2 separate regions of the Homo sapiens genome follow, and region 1 is linked to region 2. Evidence: chromatin contacts called from ENCODE Hi-C or POLR2A ChIA-PET data. All regions are on one chromosome and are shown on one strand. The core of a region is the stretch at or near the end of the contact, and the rest is flanking DNA. Distances in the headings are between cores, read along the strand shown. Region 1 overlaps CCDC91 (coiled-coil domain containing 91). Region 2 overlaps CCDC91 (coiled-coil domain containing 91).

Region 1 (6,636 bases), core at 2,965-5,464, 320 kb after region 2:
GGGTTTTTATGGTTTTAGGTCTAACGTTTAAGTCTTTAATCCATCTTGAATTAATTTTTGTAGAAGGTGTAAGGAAGGGATCCAGTTTCAGCTTTCTACATTTGGCTAGCCAGTTTTCCCAGCACCATTTATTAAATAGGGAATCGTTTCCCCATTTCTTGTTTTTGTCAGGTTTGTCAAAGATCAGATAGTTGTAGATAAGTGGCATTATTTCTGAGGGCTCTGTTCTGTTCCATTGGTCTATATCTCTGTTTTGGTACCAGTACCATGCTGTTTTGGTTACTGTAGCCTTGTAGTATAGTTTGAAGTCAGGTAGCATGATGCCTCCAGCTTTGTTCTTTTGGCTTAGGATAGGTGTTTAGTGTTATTTTTCAACATCTGTTTGAGAAGGTGCTATTGCCATTTTTAGGCAATAACATCCCAGTTTAGCTTTCTTAACTGAAAGAAAATCTCCTTTACTTGTTTACAAGAAGTAGGGATGTTAGGATTTTCTTACATTCTTAGATCCAGGTGGGAGGCAGCAGTGATTTTAAGAGTACCGACAAGGAGGGCGTTTTCCTGCTTGGTTCCCTCAGTAGGATAAATCTGTTTTAAAATGTGCCAGATAGATGGTATTATTTTTGTTTGTTTGTTTAAGACTTCAGTGATTCATCACTGTAAAATCCTGAATGATGAGGAAGAGCAGCTCTTTTTATGTAAAAAGAGAGAAAAAGTCTGTTCACAGTAACTTTCATTTAATTAAGTGGTGCTTTGTTACCTTGGTTTAATTTTGAATACCAGGGGATTAGAATTCCTAGTGGGAATCAGGCAGCTTTCACTTGTGTAGTTAGCCAGTTTTATCAGTAGTGGAAATATGAAAGTAAGCAGGCAAAGATTGTACAAGCCTAGCAGGTAGCACAAGGTGAGATTTGTACCCCACATTGTCTTTATGCGTGTTTCTCCTTTATTGCATCATGAACCTAGAAAGTAGTAAGTAGTCTGTTGTTTTCATACATAGCCACCGAGGTTACAGATTCTTTAAGGCAAGGATTTTTTATATGATGTATTTAATGTGCCAGGCTTTTTTAAATGCTTCTGTTGCATTTTCAGGGAACCATTTGTATATTGCTATAAAGAAATCTGTCTGAATCTACTGTATATTAAGAGAAGATAATTACATGGTTTAATGACTGCATCTACAGGGCTTTTGGCACCTTGACAGGTTTTTGCATTAGTGTAATGCAATGCAAGAAACTCCTGCATATTTACAGCAAAACAGATATTGTGCCAAGGCCTCTAGCCATAACTGAAGTTCTTATCTGAGAAGGCAGCGTAGTATTGTGGTTTAAAGAATAGATTTGGGTGTCATATGCACCTGGATTTCAGTCCTAGCCCTGCTACTTGGGCAAGTCATAACTTCGCTAAGCCTTAGTGGCTTCATTCATACAGTTACCAAGAGAATAAAAATTTGATAATACATTGTAGATGTCTCCAATGGTACTTTGTCCTTATTAATCCCCTGCCTTTGAGTCTCGGCTGGACTGAGTGAGATTGGGCTATTAAAAGATTGTGGCTTCTGTCTTGAGTGCTCTCTCACTCTCATGGTGCACTCTTGCTTTCTTTCATATTCTCTTGGATTGCTTATTTTGGGGGAAACCAGCTGCCATCTCATTAGGCAGCCTTATGGAGAGGCTCACATGGGCTAGATTGGAGCTGGATATTTTGAGGCCTCTCAACAGCTACTGAGTGGGTTTGGAAGCAGATCCTTCCCCAGTTGAACTTTGAGATGACTAGAGTCCTAGCCTACAACTTGATTACAACTTCAGTAAAGAACATGACCCAGAGGCACTCCTGTAACAGTGCCCAGTTTCTTGACCCATAGAAACTGTGAGATGATAAATATTTGTTGCTTTTCATTTTAAGCCACTAGGTTTTGGGATGCTTTGTTGCACACCGATAGATAACTAATACAGCACATAAAGAGGTCACCTGTGCATAGCAGGGAGCAAGTACTACCAATCAACAAGTATTAACAGTTAAAACAAGAAAAGGTCAGACTTAATCTAGCATTATAGGATTATTTGTCATGTAATATAAAGTAAGTTTCCATATGTGTGTGCAAAGAAAAGAATAAGACTTGTGGACAGTCTCTCTTGCTTGTTTCTGTAGATTGAAACACAAAGTGAAATATCAATCATTTGAGAATTTAAAGATAGTATAGGAAGACAAGAACTTAAAGGTCATCTAACTTCTGCTAATATTAGGTTTAAATTGTTAAAGGTCAAAACAAAAGGAAGGATACATAGTAATTGACAGATATTGTTCTTTAGATTGAAACAATAGGATTGCTAAAATCTATAAAAGTTGAATTGATAAAAATACAGCAGAAGTTGTGTTTGTTACTTCAGCAGTAACCTAAATGATATATTTGGGATCCCTATGTTAATTTAATTTAGAAAAGACTATCCAACAGATTGTAATATTTTTATTATATCATGATCTTGAAAAAAAAGATATAGGAAAAGGTTTTTCATTGTTTTGGAGCATGTAATCAAATTAGGTTGAAAAACTTTATGTGGCCTGTTATATTAAGATAAGTTAGCCTGCCTTGCCGGAATCAATTCATCTTATATTTGAGATAAATTGTTTATTTACCATTGAACTCTATAAAGTAGGATGTGGAACATATTTATTAATATGTAAATATAGCCTTATGGATCAGAACCCCAAGATAGGATTTCTGTGCAGCTACTATACAATATTATCCACCTTTGCTTTTCTCTAAAATTCTAAATCTATGGCTTTTGTTTTTTAAGTTGTTTTGGAAATTTTTAGATTTTCTTTGGAAATTGTTGGAAACAGTTGTTACCAGAATTATTTTCTTTTCAAATTCATTAAACTTTACATATGGAAAGTTATAGTAGATTCTGCCCAGATGATTTCTTGAAGAGCAAAAATGAGTATTTCCATTTCCCAGTGGATTATTTGGTAGTTTGGGGTAAAAAGACAGAACTATGCAAATACGATGAACTTACTTTAGATGACTCAAAACAGAGAATTTACTTACCAGGCATCTTTAAAACAAAAGAAAAAAATAGTTCTTTAGTTGTGGTCAAAAGGTTTTAAGACTCTTTATACCCATTTTTCATGCTCTAAAAGAGCATCTGTAATTCATCTTGTGCATGCTGGGAAGTTACACAGCTTCTTTATATGTTGACATTTTTGAACTATCTAAATAGATAGATGTGGAATATACTCTAAAGTCAAGAAGTATTCTCAAAGAATAGGAGACAGGAACTCTGATTTGAAGTCTTCATGGAATGCGAATGATGGCTTTGAATGTTGTGGTGAAGAGGTTAGGCCTAAATTTTCTGACGTTCAAAGTTAAGGCACCCAGCACTGCGTTAGTTCAAACCACTGGCCAGATTATGTTGAATATTTTAGAGTCCAAATTATTCTTAACATGTATTTTATATAAAACTATTATCCTGAAATTGGTTCAGAGTCTCTTTCAGTGATTCTGAGAAGTTCATAGAAAGTGAACATTTTTAATCCTCCATTTCCCAAACTTACTTGACTTAAAGGTATTTTTTTTATTTTTAATAAGCAGGACACATGCTGTACAGAAATGGCATTTTGTGGAACACGTTGTAAGAAACACTACTCTGATATATGAGGACCTTAACAATCTGGAAAATAACTGTTTGTTTCCTAGGGCTACTGTGGCAATTTACAACAAACTGAGGGGCTTGAAACAAGATAAATTTATTTTCTCACAATTCTGTAGGCCAGAAGCCCCAAATCAAGATGTCATCAGGGCCATGCTCTCAAAGGCTCTAAGGAAGTCTGTTCCATGCCTCTGTCTTAGCTTCTAGTGATTCGGCCTCCATCTTCACATAGACTTCTCCTTTGTATCTGTGTCTCTGTTTCTCTTCGTGTAAAGACACTAGTGATTGGATTGAAGCCCTACCCTAATCCAGTAAGAGCCCATCTCAGTTTACATCTTAATTACATCAGCAAAAACCCTATTTCCAAATAAGCTCACATTCACAAGTGTGGGGGTAGGACTTGAACATATCTTTTTGGGGGACACAATTCAACCCATTACAATAATTATCTGTTGAATCGAATATCCCACTGTTCTCTTACAAGATCATGTGCTAGCAAGCTTGTGCAACCCGCCTTATTTTGTTGTTTTTGTTCTGTTTTGTTTTGCTTTAGGTTTTTAGCAGCTTGAAGCCGTGGTTTTTAGTTTCTGTTTCTAGTGATAAGCAGAAAAGAGCGATGGGGAAGGGACTTTACTGGCCCAATCAGAAACAGAAACTAAGAACCCATGACTGTATTCTCTTCCTTGGACATCCCCGAGTGTCCCAGGACTTAGTCCTGTAACCTTTTCTCTTTTATCCACTTTCATTCCCTAAATATTTTTATCTGTGCTTTAAATGCCTTCTATATGGAGATGACGTCCACGTTTTTATTTCAAGGCCTGATATCTCCCCTGAACTGCAGACCCCTATATCTGACATCTCCAACATGTCTGATGAGATTAGACAAATTTATCATGTCTGAAACAAAACAGTTTTCCTCTGGCCAACTCACTCCAGCTCCAGTCTATCATATCTCAGGATAGGACACTATTATTCAAAGAATCGCCTTTTATTTCTCTTTTCCTTTCATCTATACTTCCAATCCATCAGCAACTCAAGTTGGTCCTGTCTTAAAATCCTAAACCTGAACTGTTCTTAAGCCACCATTGCCAATATTCTGGTCAAATTTATATCTTTTCCAGACTGAAAGTCTCCTAGCTGGCTTTTCTTCTTCCACTCTTGTCCCGCTACAGTCTGTTTTCCACGTAATAATTTGTACGATATTTTTCAAACAAAGCATGGTCATACTCCTGCTGAAAACTCTCCAATGTCTTCCCATCAAACTGCAAACCTTTAGGGCCCTTTATGCTCTGGCCTCCATCTACTTCTCTGATCTCCTCCCCTACCAGTCTCCTCCTTGGTAATTTTGCTCCAATCTTAATGGATTTCTTACCAGTTCTCCATCAAACCAAGTCTGCACCCCCCTTTTGGAGTTTTTTCCTTGTGTTTCCAGCTACCTTGAGAATTTCTTTCCCCATGTTTTTAGATAGCTCCCTTCTTGTCTCTTTTCAAGTCTCTTAATTACCACCTTCTCTAAGTGGTCTTCTCTAGTCACTTTACCCATGAGTGGATTTGCTGGATAGCCATCCTAGCTCTTTGGAAAAATGAAGTCATTTTTAAGCATTAATTTAAAATATGTAGGAGTGTAAGTTGGAAAAGTAACATTGATAAAGGTAGATGTAACATGTTCACATTTCTTAGTGTATTTTGTTGGTAGAAGCTCAAAACATTGAAAGTGCAATTAGTACTATGTGTATTTGACACACACACACACATACACATACACACATATATATATTTCAAAACAATGAATTATATCTTTTTGGATGTGAACAGTCTTCTTAATAAACAGTCCAATTAAAATAAGCCAGATGTGTTTGTAATTGACTTTGAATGTTGCACTTTAGACCAATGTAAATTCACCATCATATTGCATTTTAATGACTGGCAAATAAAAAGCTAAGGTCAAGAGATGTTTTATTTTTCTTTTACTTTTGCAATGGCATGAAACACTCATGAAAGGGTAAATCTAATACATGAAATTATTAAGAAGACATGCTATTTCCCCCCACAAGCTTAATAAAATTAAAAATTTTAGTAAGTAGTATGCTTCTAAAAGGCTTTCAGCAGTTATACCAGCAAACTGAAGCCTAGTTGTCTATTTCAGAAACTTCAGAATTTCCAGATTTTTCAGATATGTGTAAGAGCTGAATAGAAATTAAAGCAACAGAAAATGGAAGAGAAAACAAATCGGTTAGAGCTACTCTATTATGAAGAGATTTTTAACCCCATATCAAAAAAATATTTGCCACCACTACTCTGGACATAATATTTTTCATTACTATGTCACAGAATACAAATCTTTGATTCACTTTGAAATGAAAGCCACAAATACAGAACTAAGTCCCATACCTTAAGGAGCAAAAAAGGTGAATATTTTGCCAAAATTCTTCTCGCCTCAATAAAGGATAAGAAGGTCATGCCTAATAAAACAGTAACTGTTGAAATTCAGGAATTTGCCAAGAACATCAGTTTGATGTATTTGTTTCAAAGAGAGGAATTCAACATCCTTATAAGAGAAAGGTTGTATGTGTTCCATCCCACAGCCATGATCTATGTACTATGCCCAAGAAGGACCCACAAAAGTGGAAGCTCAGCTTTGTGATGGCCCAATCTCTGTTTTCCTCCTCATACAGTATCGGTTCGCCTTGTTGCTTCTTAAAGTATTGTGCTCCTGTTTATTTAAAGGATTCTTACTTTCAGAGTGCTCTGGGGAGGGAGTGGTAAAGATGTGAAGTGAGCCTTGGCAGCTGCCTAAAACCAAAACCTTCATGCCTACCATCTTATAGTCAGTAATTCCTTGGTGACATCTAACACAAGCAAGAGAAGCGTGTGGTGTGTTTAAACAGAAATCTATCAAACTTTTTTTGTCCTTATATATATATCCTCTTAAAAAATTACAGAAATACTCCTTTTGAATGCACAAATTCAGATTATTGTTACTTAGCAA
Region 2 (7,202 bases), core at 628-3,127:
TGATTGCTGAATTTTGTTGTTTTAAATAGTTTTGTATTTTGTTCTGACTCTTTGTTATGTCACTAGCAATCAGTTGGATTATTTTGAGGCTTACTTTTAAGATTTGTTAGCATGGCTCCAGAGCAGCCTTTTGTTTAGGTCTAATACAGCCCCACTACTAAGGAGATACCCTCCTGAGGATTCAGCTGAATGCTCCATATATTACTAGGTTTATCCACTCTGACTGATAGGAATACAAATTCTTGCCAGCTATGTGTGAACTCCAGATAATCTGTTCACTCACTTTTGTTGTTCTTTTCCTGTCCTTGGGTAATTTTCTCCCACGTTTATGTAGGTTAGAACTCAGTTTAAGACTTGAGAAGACCTTTCTTTCTCTGGAGCTCTATTTCTCAGATGCTTGGACTTGTAAATTTTAGCTGCTTTGTGAACTCTTAACTCTGCCCCTTTAGCTCAGTGAGAGGTCAGTTTTACTTGGCTTCCCCCACCATACTCTTTGGCCTGGAAACTGACTCCAGTTTGTAAGTTTGGGAGTTATAACTTTGTTTCGTTTCTTTTGGGAATCACAATTTTGTGCTGTTGTCCAGTACTTGAACATCATTATTTCATCTTGTACATCCTTTGTTCAGTTTTCTAGTTGCTTTTTCTCATCTATTGTTCATTTTTCTAGTTGCTTAGAAACTAGAGGTTAAATCTGGTCTCTGTGTTTCCACTTTGGTTGGAAGTTAAATGCTATCTGTATACTGTAATTCATATTTCCTTCCAACCTTTATCATAATTTTACTTTGAAGTAACCACAGTGTAGAACCACAGGGGTGGCGGTGGTGGTGGTGGTGCTGGTGCTGGTGAGATGTCTGTGAGTAAGCTATTGGTGATATGTAGGAAGTATATGTTTTAATTTTTCATTTACTCTGTTCATCTTTTATGATACTTTATAAAGTAAATCTTGTCACCCTGTCTATAAATCTTTGCATAAAATGTATACACTAGGGATATGTACTATATTTTTTGGTAGTTCCTATATTTTAGACTTCTCACTTCCTATTTTTACTAAGCCTTGAAAAACCAGGCATTTCTTACTTCTGTATCCATAATAAATCATGGTATTCAGCTGCTACTTAGAATACAGTTGTTTTACCATAGAATGAATTTTGGTGTACAAATTTTATGTTTGGTTAGTTAGAGATCCTCAGTATAGTTATAGAATTTCCCTTTTCGTTTTCTGAAATGGATCTAATTTGGTCATTTTTTAAATCTGTATTCTTTCTGAGTAGGTGACAATCCTAGGGCTTTTCATCCTTGGCATTATTATCCTTTTCGTTGTGTTGGAACTATATAAGATAGCTACAACTGCACTTGGGTGGCTCTTAGTACTTTGGTCTTTTTAGGATTTATATATGTGGTAACAAATACCACCAGTAATATCATCTCTAAAGGTTGAAGACTATAGATACATAGAATTTAAAATTGTTTCTTTTGTGAACTCATCTATTTTTCCATTCTTCTTATTTCTTCTGGAAATTATATGTGTTCTTTAAGGGTATGCAGGGTCTGACAAGGTGAGCTTCGCCAGCCTATCCAAGGGTGAAGTCAGCACCTTACATAAAACCAAAGTAGAGGGGGAAAAAACCTAGTCAATTTTAGTGGCAATATGGCAGGAAATTGAAAGTGTGATGAAGCCTGTGTTTGCACATAAAGGTGAACTTGCAGCTCTTGCATGTTTCTGGGTTTTATGGTGTTCTTATCTCTCGTAGGGACAATATAAGCCATGGTTAAAGATAATCCTTTACTTATTTACTTAAAGGAGTAGGTGGACAGTTGGTGATGCTGAGGGTCAAGGTAAACTTTCTGTTTTCTGTTAACATATCTAGTACCTGTCTGATATTTCCATATGTAAATGAGTTTCTTTGTCATCTTTGCATTATACTCTAGGCAATGCTACATGCTAGCCTGACTGTGGTTTCATTTGGCTTCCTTTTTCTGAGTCTCTATACCTGTTCAGTGTACTTAGCTTCTAGCGTTCTGGTGCAACTACCTGGCACTCATTTCTTGCTTTCTCCTTTTGACTGTCTCTTAAACAATATTGTCTCCTGTATATTTCTTCCTTTCTCTTTTGAAACTTACCTCAATATTTTATATCTGATGTAATATCTCACTAGGCTATTATTATGTAATTTGATAAATTGAGTAATTGTAATGTATTAGTGATGCTGCTACTGATGCAAAATCAGTTTTAGGAGGTGTTAACTTATACTATTGTAGCGTTAAGCACTTTTGAGTTAGATTTAATTTAATTCATTTTATCTTCAGAGCCAATTTTTAAGCTTTATCTAGAGTCTTACTGTGAGGAAAAGAAATGTCTTCTTAAAAGAAGTAGGCTTTTAAAACTGTAAGATTCTCCTTGGAGAAAATTATTTCTCTTGAAACTCAGGCCATTGGAGGTATGTTTGCAGTGTTTCCTTGGTAGTTCTAAATCAGGTATTTTCATGGATAGTCTGCTTGTCTCAGAAAGCCTAAAGCGGAGTCTTTTACTTGGGGAATGCTTAAGTGCTCCACAAATCAGTGACCAGAATCGTTTCATTTTGTGCCCATGTGGTTTCTGTGGGTGGTTGGTTGTTTTAAAAACTGTTTCAAAGAAGTACATTTTTTTTCCTGGCAATACATGTGTATCCTGTGTAAGTATTTTTCATTATTAATAATTTTGAGAAAAACCAACTCCAGGTCATAATGCAGTTGGCTTAAGTCATGGGGTTTTATCCAGAGTCATCCCATATGATTTTGGGTCTGCTTTACCAACAATTTATTAAGCTGAGGTTCCCAAAGGGCATGTTTCTACTGTCATCAACCTATTTTTGGAAATTATTTTTGTCCATTTTGTGTAAATCAATAGTTTTTAAGAGAAACTCATGAGACTTTTAGGCTTAATTTCTTCTAGGCTTATATACTGGTATAGGGGGGAGTATTTCCTCCCTTTTTCTTTCTCTCTGTATAGAAATTTCCATTTCTGTTTGTGACTTGTTTGTGATTCCAGCTTTTTCATTGTGCTTTGATTTTCATCTTCTTCCTCATTTAGGCTTAGTGGTTAGAAATCTTGTCTTTAATTGAATCTCAAAGTGGTTAAGTTTTTGTCATTTTGCGTTTTCCTGTCCAACAGGGAGGGTTTGCATCTGTAGGTACACTGAAATCTTTAATAATGAACTTGGGTTTAAAGAGAAATTGAATTAAATTCTTGAGTTATTTCAGAAGTTGTAACATCATGCTATTCACATTTCTGGCCACAGTGAAAGTTTTTGTGAAAGTGAAGTTTTGTAGGAAAAAGCTTAATGTGTCAACAGCCCATAGTCTTGGAGTGGATCTTTAGGAATTGGCTAGCGCAGAATTACAACGGTAAATAATCTGTGTAAATTTTCTAGCTAACAAGTGAATATTATTTTTAATTAGGAAATAACCAGGAATAAGACTTGAGAGATCATCTCTCCTAACTTACTTATTTAAGAAAGGAGGAAATTGGACCCTAGATATTAGGTGACCATCTTCAAAAATGGTGTAATTTAGTTGAAGAATTAGGACTAGAGCCCCATGCCCTGATGCCAAGTTTAGTGCTCTTTCCACTACCTTGGGATCTCTTCTCATCCTATTCCAACAAAATAAGAGTTTAAAGTGTAAGATACAAGATTCTGCTTTGAAAATATCCAAATACATTGTATTTTTGCAATATAAAATTGGAGTGATGAGAGAAAACTTATAAATTCTTGTGCCATTTTCCCCCTTGATCTGTGAAACAGTACTGATAGTATCTGAGGTTGTCATTTGGTTATTTTAGGAAGGAAATTGTATGGCCCTTATTTTGTTTGAATCTCTTCTTCATCATATTAAGGTAATTTTTAAAAGTTCTTGAGCTAGAAAAACATGCAAATAAGAACCTCCTGTATTGGCTGCTGTTGACTGCCTATTTAGCATTACCCCTTTTCCCACTACCCCCTTTTTTTTTTGAGACAGAGTTTCACTCTTTTTGCCCAGGCTGGAGTGCAGTGGCATGATCTCGGCTCACTGCAACCTCCGCCTCCTGGGTTCAAGTGATTCTCCAGCCTCAGCCTCCGGAGTAGAGTGGCTTGGATTACAGGCACCTGCTACTACACCTGGCTAATTTTTGTATTTTTAGTAGAGATGGGGTTTTGCCATGTTGGCCAGGCTGGTCTCGAACTCCTGACATCAGGTGATCCGGCCTTCCTTGGCCTCTCAAAGTGCAGGGATTACAGATGTGAACCACCACGCCCAGCCTCCCACTACCTTTCTAACAGATCCTTTGTTTTGTTTAGGCTTCTAACCCTCCTTTATGTGACTCAGAGAAAGGAGACCTCATTCCAAGTTCCAGGATTAATTCTGGTAAGTCTAAGTGAAACATAGTAATTCCTTTTCTTTGCTGGCAGCAGGTTTAAGGATGGGCAGATCACAATCTCAAAATATTTTTGTCATCTTGCTTCCAGCCTGTTGGTGAAGCTAAATATAGGAGGCCAGAGCCAAGGGAATTAGAATTTCTGAAGCTCTGACTTGCAGTATTTAAAGACTGCTCTACCTTGGGCCTTCTTGTTATGTGAGATACTAGTTATACATCTCCTTATTGATTTAACCAGTTTTATTTTGGAATTTTCTGTTACTTCCAGATGAAAGTATTCTGTCTCATGCATCTAATACTTTACTTGTGAATGAAGATTCATTATGAGGTAGGTTTTTGGCGATTAAATGGTTGTGACTGGAACAGGGAAGACTATTAATAGATTGGAAACTAGGAGAATCTTTTATGAGATTTTTAACTGGGTGAATAACAAAGTCGTGGTTCATATCCTTGTAGCTCCACCTCGTTTCTTTTCCCAGTGACGTCTTAAATTCTGTGGATTCTATTTGTTCCTTATCCTCTTTGACCTCTATGACATATGTTAGATCTGTCTATATCTTTCTGTATTTCTGGTCATACCTTTTAAATTTTATTTACTGACCTATTTTCCTCTGCTTATCTCTTGAATAGTAATGGTTTTCTGTGGTTTTATTCTTGGCCTACTTAGAAATATAAACATTATTATTTAGAACAGTTTTATCTTTATAGAAAATTATGACAATAATATAGAGAGTTCTCAGAAACCTCATACCTTTTATTAACATTTTACATTATTGTACATTTGTTTAAATGAATGGCCAATATTTATACATAATTATTAACTAAAGTCCATTCTGTATTAATATTCCCTTTATTTTTATCTACTGCCCTTTTTCTGTTCCAGGTTACTGTCTAGGTTATCATACATTTAGTGGTCATATCTCCTTAGGCTGCTCTTGGCTGTGACAGTTTCTTAAACTTTACTTGTTTTTGATGACCTTCACAGTTTTAAGGAGTATTGGTCAGACATTTCCTGGCTGTGGTGGTTTCTTAAACTTTACTTGGTTTTGATGACCTTGACAGTTTTGAGGAGTATTGGTCAGACATTTTGTAGGTTATTCCTCAGCTGAGATTGATATGATGTTTTTCCTCATGATTAGACTGGGGTTAGGGTTTTTAGGAGGAAGAGCATAGAGGTGAAGTGCCATTTTTATCACATTGTATCAAGGGTACTTACTATCAACTTATCATTGTTAAGCTGTGACTTATTGTGACTTATCATTGTTGATGTTTACTTTGATCATTTGGCTAAGGTGGTTTTTATTAGGCTTCTTCACTGGAAAGTTATTCTTTTTCTCTTATTCTGTATTGTACTCTTTGCAACAAAGTCACTATGTGCAGACCACACTTGATGGGGAGTTATTTTCCACCTTCTTGATAGTGAAGTAGCTACATAGATTTTTTTGGAATTCTTCTGCATGGATGATGACCATGGATATTTATTTTCTACTTGGCTTGGCCAGTTTTAAAATTGTTGATGTATGTTGGTGATTTCTAAATATGTTTATCCTAGCGATTCTTTCTACCTCTTTTTTTGAACTCTTTCTCTTTCTAGTCAACTTCCTATTAGACCTTTTCCTTTTGGTCTTTCTTTTATTGAAACCTCGAACTCAAATGTGTCCATATTGTCTAAGCCCAAACTAATTATTCTACACCTCATCTACTTCATTTTATGCCTTTTTGTACCCAAACTTGCTTTTTCTTCCCACTTACTGAAGGTAGAAACCGATGGGATCCTTTAGTTTTCCTTTTCCTTATTCACACTCCCTTATTACCTCTTACTTTGGATTATTAGTTTATTGCATAGATTTCCCTCAAACTAGCCTATTCTACTTTCACACTGTTATCTACATTGCCTTATAGCCATTTTTTTCTATTATGCATGTCACTTATTCAAAATACATCTTATTTCTGTTTTCAGAATTCTTCAATGAGTTCTGTGTTTGCCTCTAACTGATTTTAGGTAAATTACTTGATCTCACTATAGCATTGTTTTCTTATTGAAAAAGAGGAGGTGATATAGAAATTTTCTAAGGATTAAAAGTGATAGCGTGTCTAAAGAGTTTAGGAGTGTGTCTGGAACAAAGTAGTACACTCTAAAAGACAGTTATTTTTATTGTTCTTTGCCTCCTTCCAAACTCCTTATCATGACTTTTCATAATTTTGCTTCTAGCCACCTATCTAGTAACTTCATTTGTAGTTATTCTCCCACCATAGGTACCTTATCATTCAACAATTCCGCATTATTTGTGGTATTTTTGGTTTGCCATACTATGTGCTTTATAAACCTGTCCTTTTGGCTATGTCTTTGCCAGGAATGTGCTTATCTTTTTTGACGAACAGGAAAACTGGCTTTTACTTATTCATAGTATTTAACTTAGATATCCTCACCCATGAAGAGTAAATTACTATCTTTCTCAGTTGTTGCATAGATATATTGTGTACTATATATACGTTTGCAAGTCTGTCTTTCTATTAAACTGTGATATCCAAGGACATAAGGACTTAATTTAATTCATTGTATGATTCCTAGCACTTAGTATTTTCACTCTGTTAACATTTGTTGCATAGATTACCTCACGAATACAGAATTCTTATCGATGGTAACCAGGCTTCTGCTTGAACCCTTCTAATAGTGGGAAATTTATAGTTGGAGAGCCAGTGATTACTTGTGGACAGACCTAAATTTTAGAAAGTTATTTTCATACAGGTTTGAAATCTGCCTACCTTTAACTTTCATTTGTCTGTTCTCTGGACCCATAAAGAGTTA

The links. A loop is a pair of places that touch in the nucleus more often than their neighbours do. ChIA-PET counts read pairs that join two places held with the same protein, here RNA polymerase II (POLR2A). Pooled maps may share reads with other maps.
Region 1: a loop to region 2 is called in a pooled map, with 2.4 times the contacts of the local background. The contact joins two enhancer-like sites. A Hi-C loop is called at or near these places in 6 of 50 pooled maps. POLR2A ChIA-PET finds 5 or more read pairs at or near these places in 2 of 52 experiments (BJ and activated CD4-positive, alpha-beta T cell).

The regions. Positions count from the first base shown.
Region 1 is chr12:28,539,222-28,545,857 of GRCh38, forward strand. The region is part of intron 12 of CCDC91 (coiled-coil domain containing 91); the gene reads left to right. Among named protein-coding and RNA genes, the nearest start is that of CCDC91, 350 kb to the left of the region's middle. Within about 2 kb of position 4,215, at least 3 of the 41 ENCODE cell types and tissues checked have a DNase peak (open chromatin) inside an H3K27ac peak, as active enhancers do.
Region 2 is chr12:28,221,479-28,228,680 of GRCh38, forward strand. The region is part of intron 1 of CCDC91 (coiled-coil domain containing 91); the gene reads left to right. Among named protein-coding and RNA genes, the nearest start is that of CCDC91, 35 kb to the left of the region's middle. RefSeq lists an enhancer at 5,710-5,879. Within about 2 kb of position 1,878, at least 2 of the 41 ENCODE cell types and tissues checked have a DNase peak (open chromatin) inside an H3K27ac peak, as active enhancers do.